Regions from separate parts of the Homo sapiens genome. Here region 1 is linked to region 2. A link is a loop called in an ENCODE intact Hi-C map of the cell type or tissue named here. Cell type or tissue: ascending aorta. All regions are shown on one strand. Region 1 has its middle 230 kb from the start of LINC02398. Region 2 holds the start of LOC105369682 (a long non-coding RNA gene).

What was found. Peaks named below come from ENCODE experiments on the same cell type or tissue, not always from the same donor. Only the 100,000 strongest peaks of a DNase experiment are listed, where the experiment ranks them.
Region 1: it touches region 2 in a loop (2.1-fold over the local background); 6 of 110 quality-filtered maps call a loop at or near these places.

The regions. Positions count from the first base shown.
Region 1 is chr12:19,776,024-19,784,023 of GRCh38, reverse strand. No RefSeq gene overlaps it. Among named protein-coding and RNA genes, the nearest start is that of LINC02398, 230 kb to the left of the region's middle. In ascending aorta, a CTCF peak has its summit at 4,437; DNase peaks (open chromatin) are centred at 4,413 and 7,865; H3K4me3 peaks cover 781 bases; H3K27ac peaks cover 3,156 bases.
Region 2 is chr12:19,846,702-19,854,701 of GRCh38, reverse strand. LOC105369682 (a long non-coding RNA gene) reads left to right here and starts at 4,262. Exons shown (of 4, transcript XR_931409.3): 1 at 4,262-4,772. In ascending aorta, no CTCF peak of the experiment used is centred here; DNase peaks (open chromatin) are centred at 3,841, 4,171 and 7,186; H3K4me3 peaks cover 2,303 bases; H3K27ac peaks cover 7,281 bases.

The DNA.
Region 1 (8,000 bases), 71 kb after region 2:
TCCAGCCACACCCTGTCTGGACTCTCAGGCCTGTAGCAGCTCTGCACTTCCCTGGGACAAATCTCCCAGAAGGAGACGCCAGCTGCCAGTTTTGCTGTCTGACAGGCCCCGCCGCTGATCTGCACAGCGCAGCCATTCCACGGAAAAGCGGCCAGAGTATTTTTTACATAGTTCCCCAATCCTGCTCCTCCTCACGGGGCAAGACCCCCGCGCCCCCCGCACACACGCCCTGGACTGCAAACACCCCCACACCAGGGCTCCCAGGCCGGTAGCAGCTTTGCACTTCCCTGGGTCGGAGCTCCCAGAGGAAGAGGCCAGCTGCCATTGTTGCTGTCTTGCAGCCCCCGCTGCTGTAGCATTCATGCACTGGAGAGCAAGCAGCGATTAGGAAGTGGCACAGAGCACCTGCACAGCGTAGCTCTCCCACAGAAAAGAGGCCAGACTGGTTTTGTTTCTGGCCGGGGGGTCGGGGGATCGGGCGGGGGGCGGGGGGAAGGGTTCCGTGTTTTTTTAAAAAATAACTTTTATTTTAGGCGCACGGGTACATGTGCAGGATTGTTATGTCACGGAGGTTTGTTGCACTGATTATTTCATCACCCAGGTACTAAGCCTAGTACCCAATAGTTGTTTATTCTGCTCCTCTTTCTCCTCCCACATTCCACCCTCAAGTAGGCCCCAGTGTGTTGTTCCCTTCCTTTCTTCCGTGAGTTCTCATCATTTACCTCCCACTTCTAAGTGAAAACATGTGGTATTTGGTTTTCTGTTGCTGTGTTAATTTACTAAGGATAATGGACTCCAACTCCCACAAAAGACATGATCTCATTCTTTTCTACAGCTGCATAGTATTCGCTGATGTATATGTACCACATTTTCTTTATCCAGCGTGTTATTGATGAGCTTTTAGGTTGACTCTGTGTCTTTGCTATTGTGAACAGTGCTGCAATGAACATTTACATGTGTCTTTATGGTACGATGATGTACATTCCTCTGAGTATACACCCAGTAATGGGATTGCTGGGTCAAATGGTAATTCAGTTTTTACCTCTTTGAGGAATGGCCACACTGCTTTCCACAATGGATGAACCAATTTTTACTCCCACCAACGGTGTATAAATGTTCCCTTTTCTCCACAACCTCACCAGCATGTTATTTTTGACTTTTTTTTTTTTTTTTGAGCAGAGCCTTTCTCTGTTGCCAAGGCTGGAGTGCAGTGGCGCAATCTCAGCTCACTGCGACCTCCACCCTGCAGGCTCAAGTGATTCTCATGCCTGAGCCTCCTGAGTGGCTGGGATTACAGGCATGTGCCACCATGCCAGGCTAATTTTTATATTTTTAGTAGAGACAGGGTTTCACCATGTTGACCAGGCTGGTCTCAAACTCCTGGCCTCAAGTGGTCCATCCCTCTTGCCCTCTCAAAGCACTGGGATTGCAGGTGTGAGCCACTGCACCTGGCCTTATTTTTTTGACTTTTAATAACAGGCATTCTGACTGGTGTGAGATGGTATCTCATTATGGTTTTGATTGGCATTTCTCTAATGATTAGTGATGCTGAGCTTTTTTCATATGCTTGTTGGGCACATGTGAAAAAAAAACTTGTATGTCTTCTTTTGCAAAGTGTCTGTTCATGTCCTTTGTCCACTTTTTAATAGGGTTGTTTCTGTCTTGTAAATTTGTTTAAGGTCCTCATAGATAGATGCTGGATATTAGACCTTCGTCAGATGCATAGTTTGCAAATATTTTCTCCCCATCTGTAGGTTGTCCATTTACTCTGTTGATAGTTTCTTTGGCTGTGCAGAAGTTCTTAAGTTAGTTAGATCCCATGTGTCGATTTTTGCTTTTGTTGCAATTGCTTTTGGCATCTTTGTCATGAAATGTTTGCCTGTTCAGATGTACAGAATGATATTGCCTGGGTTATCTTCCAGGGTTTTTATAATTTTAAGTTTTGTACTTAAATATTTAATCCATCTTGATTTTTGTATGTGGTTTAATTAAGATAGGAGTCCAATGTCAATCTTTTGCATATGACTACACAACTAGCTAGTAACATTTATTGAATGGGAAGCCCTTTCCTCATTGCTTGTTTTTGTTGGTTTTGTCAAATTTCAGATGGTTGTATGTGGCATTATTTTTGTGCTTTCTATTCTGTTCCATTGGTCTATGTGTCTGTTTTGTACCAGTAGCATGCTGTTTTAGTAGCTGTAGTCCTGAAATAAAGTTTTAAGTTGGGTAATGTGATGCCTCCAACTTCATTCTTTTTGCTTAGGATTGCCTTGGCTATTTAGGCCTTTTTGGATTCCGTATGAATTTTAAAATAGTTTTTCCTAGTCCTATACAATGCTATTCCTATCAAACTACCAATGTCATTGTATCTGGAAATTGTTTTGTGCAGTATGACCATTTTAACCATATTGGTTCTTCCTATCCATGAGCATGGAATGTTTTCCATTTGTTGGTGTTATCTCTGATTTCTTTGAGCAGAGTTTTATAGTTCTCATTATAGAGATCTTTCACCTCCCTGGTTAGCTGTATTCCTAGGTATTTTATTCTTTTTGTGGCAATTGTGAATGGGATTGCATTCTTGACCTGGCTCTCCACTTGGATGTTGTGTGTTTATAGAAATGCTACCCATTTTTCTACACTGATTTTGTATCCAGAAACTTAACTGAAGTTGTTTATTAGTTCTAAGATTTTTTTGATAGAAACTATGGAGTTTTCTAGGTGTAGAATCATACTGTCCGCAAAGAGAGATAATTTGATTTCCTCTCTTTATATTTGGATGCCTTTTATTTCTTTCTATTGTCTGATTGCTCTGACCAGGAGTTCCAATACCATGCTGAATAGGAGTGGTGAGACAGGACATTGTTATCTTGTGCCTGTTTTCAAGCAGAATACTTCCAGATTTTGCCTATTCAATATTATGTTGGCTGTGGTTTTCTCATAGATGGCTCTTATTTTGAAGTATGTTCCTTCATTGTCTAGTTTATTGAGGGCTTTTGACATGGAGAGATGTTCAATTTTATCAAAAGCCTTTTCTGCCTCTATTTAGATTATCATGTGGTTTTTGTCTTTTGTTCTGTTTATGTGATGAATCACATTTATTGATTTGCCTATGTTGAACCAACTTTGCTTCCCAGGGATGAAGCCTACTTTATCATGGAGAATTAGCTCCCTGTATATACACCATTGATGTGCCGCTGGATTTGTTTTGCAAGTATTTTGTTGAGGATTTTTACATCAACGTTCATCAAGGATATTCGGCCAAACTGTTTTTTATATGTGTCCTGCTTCTTCTCACTGGGTGGGACCCCACAGCCTGGGACTCCAGCCAACCCCAACCAGGGCTCTCAGGCTGGTAGCAACTCGGCACTTCCCTAGGATGCAGTGTGAAGAAGGAGAGTCCGGCCACCAGTTTTTGCTGCCTTGCAGTCTCTGCTGCTATAGCCTTCAGGCTCTGGAGAGCAAGTGGTGATTAGGGAGTGGCATGGATCCCCCACACAGCGCAACTGACCCAAGGTAAAGTGGCCAGATTGTTTTTTACATGGGTCCCTGATCCCACTTCTCCTCACTGAGTGGGACCCATCTATCTGGGACTCCAGCCACTCTGTACTCACCACAACCAGGGCTCTCAGGCTAGTACAGATCTACACTTCCCTGAGACGGAAGCTTGCAGAGGGAGAGGCTGGCCACAGTTTTTGCGTCTTCCAGATCCTGCTGCTATTGCCTTCTGGTCTGGAGAGTACACGGTGATTAGGAAGTGGCATAGTTCCCCAGAACAGTGCAGCCCTCCCACAGAAAAGTGACTGGATTGTTCTCCACGTGGGCTTCTCTCTCAGCTTCTCATCACTGGGTAGGGCCACCCAACCTGGGACTCTAGCAAAACTACCCTGCCCCTTCCTGAACCCTTTAGTCAGAGGTGGGAGGAAATCCCAGAGACAACCCACAACCCCTCTGCCTCTGCAGCTACAGTAATAACACCCTAACCTCCCACAGGTTGGGGAAGGAACAGAAGGCACAATAGCTACGCTGGCAAATGCAACATACTGCAGCCACCAGACAAAAAGGAATCCAGTCTCTCTTCCTTGTGACACCCTCCCTCCCCACTGCCCCCAAAACTCTTCACCAGGCAGGGCCCCCGGCTTGGGACTGCAGAACAGCTGACCCACCCATGGTTAGGCATACCCACTGGTAGGGGCTGTTCTTCCCGGGTGAGGGGCTCCCAGAAGCAACCAAAAGCCCCCCTGCCACTGCCACAGCAATGATTCTGCCTCTGCTGCCCTCAGTCTGGAGAAAAAACAAAGAATCTAAGGGCTTCACCCGAGCTTCCAGCACACCAAGTGGAGAGGAGCCCAGTCTCTCATCCCTGTGAGCTGTGGACAAACCTCCTGCTCTTTAACAAGCAGAGCCCGGCTCAGGCTAGCAGAGCAGCTGCCCCACCCCATGGCCGAACATTCCTGGGAGCAGCAGCTTCGAATTTCTCTGAGGTGGAGCTCCCAGAAGCAACCAAAAACCCCCTTGCCACTGCCACTGTAGTGGTGCTGCCCTTGCTACCTTCAGACCAGGAAAGAAGCAAAGACGCTGAGTGCTTTAATCACACTTGCAGCGAATGGCAGTTGCGTTAAGGAGAAGAGGCCAGTTTGTCTCCCCCAGGTCCCACCCAAGGCCCCTGCTCATCACCAGGTGGGGCCCCATTAGTGTGGACCCACCGTTCAGCTGCCCCACCCCAGGCTAATTAAACTGATTGATAGCAGCTCTGCATGTTTCTGGGCTGGAGCCCAAAGAGACAAATCAAAGACCCTCTGCCACAACCACCGCTGAAGTCCCTTCCCCTGCTGCCTCAAAGCTGGGAAAGGAACATAAAGCCAGAAATCACCCTAGAGCTGTGGTGTGCAGCCCAGGAGTGCCAAGTTGAGACATGCAGCCAGCACTCAAGTGGGAGATAAACCCACACTTTCAGAGCACTGAGAGGGAGTACAACTGCAATTGTGAAGAAATACAGGGGAGCTGTGTTAACTGAGCAAGACCCTACCTACCGGCCATTACACTTAAGTGCCACCTACTGGATCACAGCACAAAACATCAATACCAAAAAATACTTTGCTAATATACTCACCGTGTGAAATCAAAAACAAGAATTTAGCTACAAATAAACACCTGAACAAAGCTTTGGCCCTCTGAAAACATCCAGAAAGGAAGTCAACTGACTGTACTCAACACCACAGTTAAAGGAACATCAGCTTGCTCACACAGATGAGAAATAACCAGCACAAGAACTCTGGCAATTAAAAAAGCCAGAGTGCCTTCTTTCCTCCAAATGCCCACACTGTCCTAACGAGGCTGAAATGGTTGAAATGATACAAATAGAATTCAGAATACAGACAGGAACAAAGATCATCGAGATTCAGGAGGACATTGAAATGCAATCCAAGGAACCTAAGAATCACATAATACAGGAGCCGTTAGATGAAATAGCCATTATAAAAAAGAACCAAAGTAATCTGATAGAGCTGAGAAACACACTACAAGAATTGCATAATGGGGGACTGGTCTAAAAAGAAAAAAAAAAGAATTGCATAATGCAATTGTGCATATTAACAGCAGAATAGACCAAGCTGAGGAAAGAATCTCGGAGGTCAAAGACTGGCTATCTAAAATGACCCAGGCAAATAAAAATAAAGAAAGAAGAATTAAAATGAACAACAACAACAAAAAACCCTCCAAGAAATGTGTGATTCTGTAAAGAAACCAAACCTATGACTCATTGGCATCCCTGAAAGAGACAGGAAGAAAGCAAGCAACTTGGAAACATATTTCAGGATATCGTCCATGAAAACTTCCCCAACCTCACTAGAGAGAACTACATTCAAATTCAAGAAATACAGAGAACCTCTGCAAGACACTACACAAGAAGACTATCTCCCAAACACATAATCATCAGATTCTCCAAGGTTGATATGAAAGAAAAAAAATGTTAAGGGCAGCTAGAGAGAAAGGGCAGGTCACCTACAAAGGGAACCCCATCAAGCTAACAGCACACTTTTCAGCAGAAACCCTACAAGCCAGAAGAGACTGGGGGCCTATATTCAGCATTCTTAAAAAAAGAATTTCCAACAAAAATTTCACATCCAGCCAAACTAAGTGAAGGAGAAATAAGGTCCTTTTCAGACAAGCAAATGCTGAGAGTATTTATTACTACCAGACCTGTCTTAAAAGAGGTTCAGAAAGGAGCACTAAATATGCAAAGACCATTACCAGCCACTACATAGACACACTGAAGTACATAGACCAGTGACACTATAAAGCAACCACACAAACATGCCAGCATAATAACCAGCTATCAACATGATAACGGAATCAAATCCATAAATATGATACTAACCTTGAATGTAAATGGGTTAAATGCCTCCAATTAAAAGGCACAGAGTGTCAAGCTAGATCAAGAAGCAACACCCGATGGTATGCTATCTTCAAAAGACCCATCTCACATGCAATGACATGAATAGGCTCAAAGTAAAGGCATGGAGAAAAATCTACTAAGCAAATGGAAAACAGAAAAAAGCAGAGGTTGCAATCCTAATGTCAGACAAAAAGGACTGTAAGCCAACAAAGATCAAAAAAAGATAAAGAAAGGCATTATATAATGGTAAAGGGTTCAATTCAACAAGAAGACATAACTATTCTCAATATATATGCACCCAACACAGGAGCACCCAGATTAATAAAGCAAGTTCTTAGATAACTACAAAGAGACTTATATTCCCACACAATAATATTGGGAGACTTTAACCCCCGACTGACAATATCAGACAGAACACTGAGGCAGAATATTAACAAAGATAGTCAGGACCTGAATTTAACATTTGAACAAATGAGCCTAATAACATCTACAGAACTCCCCACCCAACAACGGAATATATATTCATCTCGTCTACACGTGGCACATATTCTAAAACTGACCACACAATCGAACATAAAACAATACTCAGCAAATTCAAAAAAACCAACAGTATACCAACCACAATCTCAGACCACAGGGCAATAAAAATAGAAATCAATGCTAAGGAAATCACTCAAAGCCATAAAATTACATGGACATTAAACAACCTGCTTCTGAATGACTTTTCAGTAAATAATGAAATTAAGTCAAAAATCAAGAAATTCATTGAAACTAATGGGAATAAAAATACAACATACCAGAATCTCTGGAACACACCTAAGGTAATGTTAGGAGTAAAGTTTACAGCACTGAATGCCCACATCAAAAACTTAGATCTCAAATTAACAACCGAATATCACAACTGGAAAAACTAAAGCTAGAGCAACCCAACCCTAACACTAGCAGAAGACAAGAAATAACCAAAATCAGAGCTGAACTGAAAAAAACTGAGACACACACACACACAAAATACAAAGATTAATGAATCCAGAAATCGGTTCTTTGAAAAAAATGAATATGATTAATAGAGCCAGCTAGACAACTAAAAGAAAAGGAGAAAAGATGCAATTAGGCACAATCGGAAATGACAAAGGGGACGTTACCACTGACCCAAGAGAACCATAAAAACAAACCCTCAGAGACTACTATGAACATGACTATGCAGACAAACTAGAAAATCTGAAACAAACTGATAATTCCTAGACATATAACAACCTCCCAAGACTGAACCAGGAACAAATTGAATCCCTGAACAAACCAATAACGAGTTCCAAAATTCAATCAGTAACAAAAAGCCTACCAATAAAAATAGCTCAGGACCAGATGGATTCTGAGCCAAATTTTACCAGACGTATAAAGAATAGGGAGCGGGGCCAGGCGCGGTGGCTCACGCCTGTAATCCAAGCACTTTGGGAGGCCAGGCGGGCAGATCACGAGGTCAGCAGATCGAGACCATACCGGCTAACAGCGTGAAACCCCGTCTCTACTGAAAACAAAAAAATTAGCTGGGCGTGGTGGCAGGCGCCTGTAGTCCCAGCTACTCTGGAGGCTGAGGCAGGAGAATAGC
Region 2 (8,000 bases):
AACAAACGTGCACGTTCTGCACATGTAGCCTGTTTTTGGTTTTTTTGTTTTTTTTAGAATAAAGAAAAAAAAAGAATTGTCACTAAAAAAAAAAAATGTACGTGGAAGCGGGGGCGGTGGGGCTGGTGGCTGGAGAGAAGCAGAAAGGGTTATTAAATGATTGCTGCTTTCAAGTCATGAGCTGTCTAATGAAAATGTTCCCTCAGTAAATGTGGCTCTCATTATCCTGTTTCCTATCATTACTGACTTCTGAAGTGTCCCCTTCCCTTCCTAGGCACTTTATCTAACACAGAGAGGAGAAGCTGGACTTCAAGCTGTGCTAAAAGTGAAACAGCAGCTCCATCCTTCACCACACTTAGGAGAGTCATCATATTAAGGTCCCTTTGATCTAGAATTCTCAGGGTTTGTTTTTCATTTGACAGCCTTAATGGAAAATGTAAACACATAAAAGCATTATCCCCCTCCACCAAAATAGTGATTTTTCAATCTTTTTCCAATTTCAATGTAGCCTTTAAAAATCATTTATTAAATTACTTTTTACTTTGTATCAACCAACTCATGTGACAGTTTTACAGCATGAATACTGTTCCAACCATAGTGTCATTCATTTTATTTGTTTTCCTGGAAAAAAGAATTTGGTATACAATATCGAAGCACTAACCAAGTAAATCTGGTGTTCTTCCTTTGGTGGTAATCAATTCTTCTGGAAGAAAGAGAAAATCTTCTACAATTACACATACCAGGTTAATGTTTCATGTGTTTAGAGATGTTAATTGAAATATAATCTTTCAGTGCAATTGGAAGGTGTCTACTACAGTGAATGAACTCCTTATAAAAACACAGGTTAGGCTGGGCATGGTGGCTCACTCCTCTAATCCCAGCACTTTGGAGGCTGAGGCAGGCAGATCACAAGGTCAGGAGTTCAAGACCAGCCTGACCAATATGGTGAAACCCCGTCCCTACTAAATTAGCCAGGCGTGGTGGTGCAGACCTGTAGTCCCAGCTACTCAGGAGGCTGAGGCAGGAGAACTGCTTGAACACGGGAGGCAGAGGTTGCAGTGAGCCAAGATAGAGCCACTGCACTCCAGCCTGGGTGACAGAGCAAGACTCTGTCAAAAAAAAAAAAAAAAACAAACAAAAAAAAAAACAAAAACAAAAACAAAAAGAAACCCCACAGGTTAAGAATTAGTTTCAATGGAAAGCATATAGGCCTTTTTTATTGCATTGCTAAAAACAGGTTAATCGTTAATCAAAGATGGGTTATCATCCTGGGTCAACAACTTTGAAAGCAAACTGTTATGAGTTGAATTGAGTCCCCTCAAAATTCATATATTAAAGCCCTAACCCCCAGTACTCCAAAATGAAATTGTATCAGAGATAAGGCCTTTAAAGAAGTGATTAAGTTAAAAATGAGCGTTTGTTTTTTTTTTAGGGTAGACCCTTATCCTGTCTGACTGGCACCCTTATAACAGGATATCTGAACACACAAGAGAGACCAGGGATATTCACACACAGAGGAAAGACCGTGTGAGAACATGGTGAGAAGGCAGCCATCTGCAAGCCAAAGAGAGAGGCCTCAGGAGAAACCAATGCTGCCAACGCCTTGACCTTGGCCTTCCAGCCTCCAGAACTGTGAGAAAATAAATTTCTGTTGCGTAAGCCCCCCAGTCTGTAGTATTTTGTTACGGCAACCCACACTGACTAATACATAAACCATCAAGTAAAAGGAGTGATCTGGAAGCAAGGCCCTAATACTAGGTTGAAGTTGACAACAACAAGAGCTGGTGTAGAACAGACAGCAAGGAATGAAGTCAAGATACAGGAGAAAAGACTCTGGTTGCAGAGTCAAACCAAGAGACAAAAGAAATATACCCCTTGGCTTCCAGTCTGTGAAGGGATAGGGTGGGAGACATGGCTATCTCTTCCATTAGACAAGGATTCTGACAAATGCAATGCTAGAGAGTCTCCACTTCATTCTGTGAAATACAGTAGGAATGTGGTCCATTCTGGATTTTATGAGATGTTGGTGAGATAAGAGTATGACCTGTCGGTATGGCAAGAGATTAGGCAAAAGATTACTTAGGTTCTAATTAAGGCATATTTCCAGACATCTCAATGGTTACAACAGGGATGGAGGCTGACAGAGTCAACTCAGGGAGGAAAGAGAGAGAGAGAAAAAGAAAGTAAACTAAGCAAGTAAGTGAAATACAAACCTGGGTACACCGAGAAATCCATAAATTTGACTAGCTTACTTCAAAGTTCCTTGACTACTTCTGTGTCAGGAAGGATAGCACTCAGAAATTAAGTTGATTACAGGAATCTAACATTACATTGACTGACGCCTGAGTCTGTGACTGTGAAATTTGTTTATCTCTTTGGCTAGCCCTGGGCATTGCATGGAGTGCTCACTCCACAAACACTGGTTGAGAGGTTGAGTGGGTGCAAGAATGTAGGGAGTATAAGTAAGAAATGCAAAGCTAGCGACTTTGTCAGTCACGGTGAGTTTCAAAATAAAGAAAAATGAACTCATATGAGTTGACTCTGTTTCTAATGTTATTTCTGTATTATTTGAAAAGCATGTGAATTCAATGAAAGGCAGAAGATGAGATGTGTTTGAAAGCTGAATTGTGGCCCTAGACATATACTTGATATGGTTAACTCCCTGTGTTGACTGTGTGTGTCTTAGGGAGGTAAACCAAGGATGTCTTTATGTAGACATAAAGTTATGTGTTTGTTACTGGGAAGTGCAGGAAAATAAATAAGTGAATTAATTAATTAAAATAAAGTCATGTGGATGTCATTAGCAGAATTGAGACCTTAAAAATAATCTATAAAGAAGCTCTCCTTTTCCCATTTTCCTCCCCTTTTTTGTTTTTCCCTCCCAAAGAGTGAACCCTCATTCCTGTAATCCTAGTAGACCCTCCTCAGAGTTACCACGTTTTCTTTGTTAATCTTTGAGGCTGCCCTGTATAACACGTTGCTTAGGCAAAAAAAAAAAAAAAAAATTCCTGCAGAAAGGATTAATCCATTGATATCATTTCTCATTATTCAAATAATTAGACATTATTTCACAAAATATATCTTCTTTGTTACAAAGAAGATGAGAAACTCATTCTCACCTACAGGCAGCCTCAGATGACTAGTAACACCAACTGGATTACTTAGAACCGATGTTTCTGTGGTGGGTGAGTTATTCCCAAGCAATTCAACAGTGTACCTCCTTTGAGCAAAAAACTACACCAGGGAGAGTGGGATATAGAAAGATAAACAAGATATGGCTTTTGACCTGCAGGGGCTGACAATCAAGAGAAAAGACACATATACAAACACTGCTAAAACTAATCAGATGATGAAAAGCACCATAGTCTAATGCAGGCAAGAGCTGAAGGAGTTTAAGGAGGCAATGATTGATTCTAAATGAGGATGAAGGAGAGTCTTTCCTGAGGAAATTGTATTTAAGTTTGAGAATTCTAGGGCAAAACTCAATTCCTGATGAGAGACCTATTTTCACATTGGTAGTTTGAGATTCCTGGTCAAGACTGAAAAACCTTCAGTTGCAGAGGAAAAACATGAGTGTCATGTTAACTTATCTTGATGCCTAATTCTTCTGAAATTAAAAACCCAGAGAGGCATACTTATCCAGGTTTATTAAAAATAAAACCTCAGTGACTCATGAGTAGTTTCGTTCCACTTACTTTTTGAAAGTCAATTTTAACGGAAATATTACAAGATAAATATTAAGAGATTGCTTCAGGGCAGCCCGCCTCAGAAATCTGAAGCTGCCACTCTCAATATGTCAGACATTGCCCACTGTGATTTCGGAGCAGCCGCTGACTTTTTTTTGCAGCTGTTATGTACTGTACTGACATGGTTCATTGAGTGCCACAGAACAGCTTGTACATGTGCGTGTGTGTGTGCACGTGCATGTGCTTGTGTGAGCATACGTGTGTTCTGATACAAGATTTGAAACTGAATGGAAAACGATGAACTTCAAATAATAGCCCTAAGAAAAGATAAGCCTAACAAGGAATAGTCTGGTTCTTCTTGACTTAGAAATTTGCTATAACTGTTAAATTACACAGGGATCCAGATGAGCCAGCTCCCGAAACTAAACACACATATTTGGAATTGTTTTCCACAGTCTCCATGGCTACCCCTGGGGTTGCCTAGTCTTCTCAGAACCTTGTTTTCACACACATGAAGGAGTGCAACCACACCACCCACAGACTTCAAAATTTACACTGGCTCGTCATTCAGTTAAGGATCTTTCCTAAATTGCCTTCCTTGTTATTTTGAATTTTCTCCCTGACCTTCCTCCAGTTCCCTGAAATGGCTTCACCTCTGTCAGCTTCTCCCTCACTCTGTGGCTTCAGTATCAACCATCAAGTCCTGGAGAGGACTGGCTTCCTGTTCCACCAATAAATCCCTGTCAGCTGAGGCGGGTGCATAGCGAGAACTCTCCTTGCTGCCTTTTTTCCCAGCCCAATTCTTCCTGCTCATCCCTACCAAATTCTTTTTCTCCCAGAGAGGTTTTTATGACATCCTTGCTCCAAATCCATTTACAAGATTCAGTCCAAAATCATCAGCTGGATATAATGGACCCCCCACAATCTGGCATCTTAAACCTTATCTACTGCAATTGCTCTTGCACCTTGATTCCAGTTAGCAATGCCTGTTCTCTATTTTAAACAATGACTAATTTATCCAACTCTATTCATTTGCTCAAACTATTTTCTTGCCTACAATAGCCTCCCAACATTTTTCCACTCAATGTAAGTACAGTTAATGATTGTTATTTGTGGTAGTTATGTTCTATAAAGTCACCTTGGACACTTAATTAGTGAATACGAAAAAATTGCTCTTAGAGGAAATATAGGGTTAGGTTCCTTCCAGCCTCTGGTCACAACATTTTTGTCAGTTGATCAATACATAACCTTGTTTTATGTGTGTTTCTGTTTAACGACATCATATTTAACATATATAGTGTTATTTCATTAACGTTGGTCTTACAACCAACAGCACTGTGACCATGCCTGAATGAAGCTTATCTAACACAACATTTTCTCCACAAGACACATCATAGTCCCCTTGTGGTTAGGAACACTAGACAGCACTCCAACACTATGCTTGGGGGATGTTTAAACAGGGAAATCATCAACAAAAAGTACAAAAATGCTAAAAGTCTGGCACTAAGTAGACTGCAAGAAGGACACTTGTTTATAGCATGAGAACAGAAATAAGGCAGAGTGTCACCTTGTTTGGCCTCAGCTAGGAGTGTGCCCGTTGGGCGAGTGAACTCTTTCACCCCTCTGCATATGACCTCAAATGACTGCAAATGGATCACAAGTATTGATTTGAGGGTTGCAAATAAACATGAGCAGTTGGCAAATTTCAAGTAATGAAGATTAAGCATATTACCTATTTACTAAGGAGGCCCCAGAGCTGCAGAAATAGTCTTGGACTTTAAGTGAAAAACTTGGATGTGAGGACTCATTACTACCTGTGTGAAAGTTAGCCAGTATTTCCTCTCTCTCGAGGCCTAAGTTTCCTCAACTTTAAATGGCAGTAAAAACGTGAAACTCAAATAAGAGATGATGTATGTAAAATCCACGTTTCCATAAAGCACTATATGAATGTGAGGTGGTATGAAAGGCCCCTGTCTTCCACAAAAACTTTCATAATTACTCTAGCCTGTTTGATCTCTACCTCCCTTGAATTCAGAGCAATTATTACTTAAAATGCTAATTTGTCATTTAATTAGTCTTTTTCACATTTTGTACTTCCTCAATTTGTATGATTATTTAAATTTTTACTTCTCTAACAGATGATGAGTTTCTTGAGGACAAGGAACTGTTGTTTGCTTGTCTCTTCCACACCTGAGCAATTCTATTCATAAATGAATGCATAAATGCAAAGTCCATGTAAACCATTCCACAGACTTCTCTCGGAATCCTGATGACAGAAGAATGTGGTTTACAAATAAGCGGCATCCTTCATCATGCCAGGCTAGGGCTCTTAGCATCTAACTGGCAAGCAGTTAGACCATCAAACTTTTGAAAACTGCTTGCAAAAGAGCTTATCTTTCCCTGGAGATAATTACCTGGCACTGAACCAAAGCCACTTATATAAAAGTTAAGAAAGTTCAGTTAACTTTCTGATAGCTTGTATGCTTCAGCTTTTGATTTTTTAAGAGACAGGGGTCTATGCTATGTCATCCAGGCTGGAGTTGAACTTTTGGGCTCAAGTGATCTTCCCACCTCAGCCTCCCAAGTAGCTGGGACTACAGGCGTGCACCACCACACCTGGCTTGCTTCAGCTTTTAGACAGAGACCAACACCAATTTTGCTAACCTCAGAAGAGCAAATCTTCTCATAGTGCAGATGACCTAGAAAAACAACTGAGATTTTGCCCCTCATGAAATTGCTATGAAGTTTTTTTTTTTCAGATATTCAACATTCATTAAACTGCCTCTGATTTAAATTAATGTTTGGGTGTTAATTAGAGCCCAAACATCCTGATACTCTCCCCTTTCCTAATAATTTATGCCGTCTTCAACCCCTTCCAATTCCTATTTACAGCAGCCCACTTTCACATAATTCCATGATGGAAAAAGCTGGAGAGACAAAAGAGAGAGGTGATATTCAATGGAAAGCCATCAGTCTGGTATAATAGGGGAGGATCACATCACACGGATAGCTCGTGACATGATCTTGGCTGTTGGTCGATCCTTCTACTTTCTCAGTGATTTATTCAAGGGATCTGCTTTGTTTCACTTGCAAACTATTTTAACATTACTGTGGATAAACAGAGTGTCACCAGATTTCCCGTCTTTCCTGGGTCATTTTTCCTGGTTATATAAATGTTTGTCTTAATCCTCCTTCTTCCTCTGCACTTTTCAAAATGTTTTTTTATGCTTCTAGTCTGCACAGGGTCAGTGTGCTAATTACCAAATGAGACGAAGATGAAAGAGTCTCCACATTCACAGGCCAGATAGCTGGCTGTAGTCTTTAGGCAGCATCATATTTTTTAAATAACATTCATAGTTATCCATCCAGGCACCCTTCACCCTCACATGTTGTTTCAAATTGTTAACCGACAGCTCCAAATAGGCTCAGAGCAGAAAACTCCACGTCAAGGATCCAATAATGGCTGCTTCTGCTTTTGTGGTTTTCAGAAGTGGGGGAGGTGGCGGGCAGGTATGCTGATTTATCAGCATGTTTTCTTCATCTCTAAACTTGTACACTGGGGGAGAAGTCTAGGTTAAATGTGAACGCTTCACAGTTTTCCCACCATCTGAACTGTGTTATATTTGGCAAATAGTTTTCTGGAAGGGGAACAACGCGTTAAGCTCTGGCCATGACATAGTTTGTGATAAGCTTAACTGAATTCAAGAAGGAAAGGTCTATGCCAACTGTTCTTACACTCTTTCAATTTCTCAGGCATCCAGGGCAGAAAAATAAAACTCAAACAAAGCTTGAATATTTCAAAAGAAATTTGACATATTAACTGTATTAATTAATCCTGATACTGTTCTGAAACAACTTTAAAACTGTAAACAATCTTGATTATTTCCAGAGAGAAATATTTAGACTAAAATATTCACGATCAAAACTGGTTTAAAAATTCCACTAACTTGGGTTTTTAAAAATATTCCTTTCAACTCCAAAGTGGACAGAAAAAAAATAGGCCATTTTTTGCTGTAAATTAACATAGTGGAAATAATCACACACATTAAATTTCCTGTTTCTTTATGAGAACTGCTTATATTTTTGTGAGCTTCACTACCAGAACATTTCTATTTCAAGTGTTGAATGATAGAGACTAAAAATTCTATAACCTAAAATCTAGCAGCTTCCACGTTTTTCTCAACTAAGCACAGCATACCTTTTGCTGAGGGGAATAATTCTAGCGGTAAGGAGATGATTCATTCTTGAGCAACCAACCTCCACATTCCATTTTATCTTTAGTAAGGCTGACAGACAAATGATCTTTACTCAACC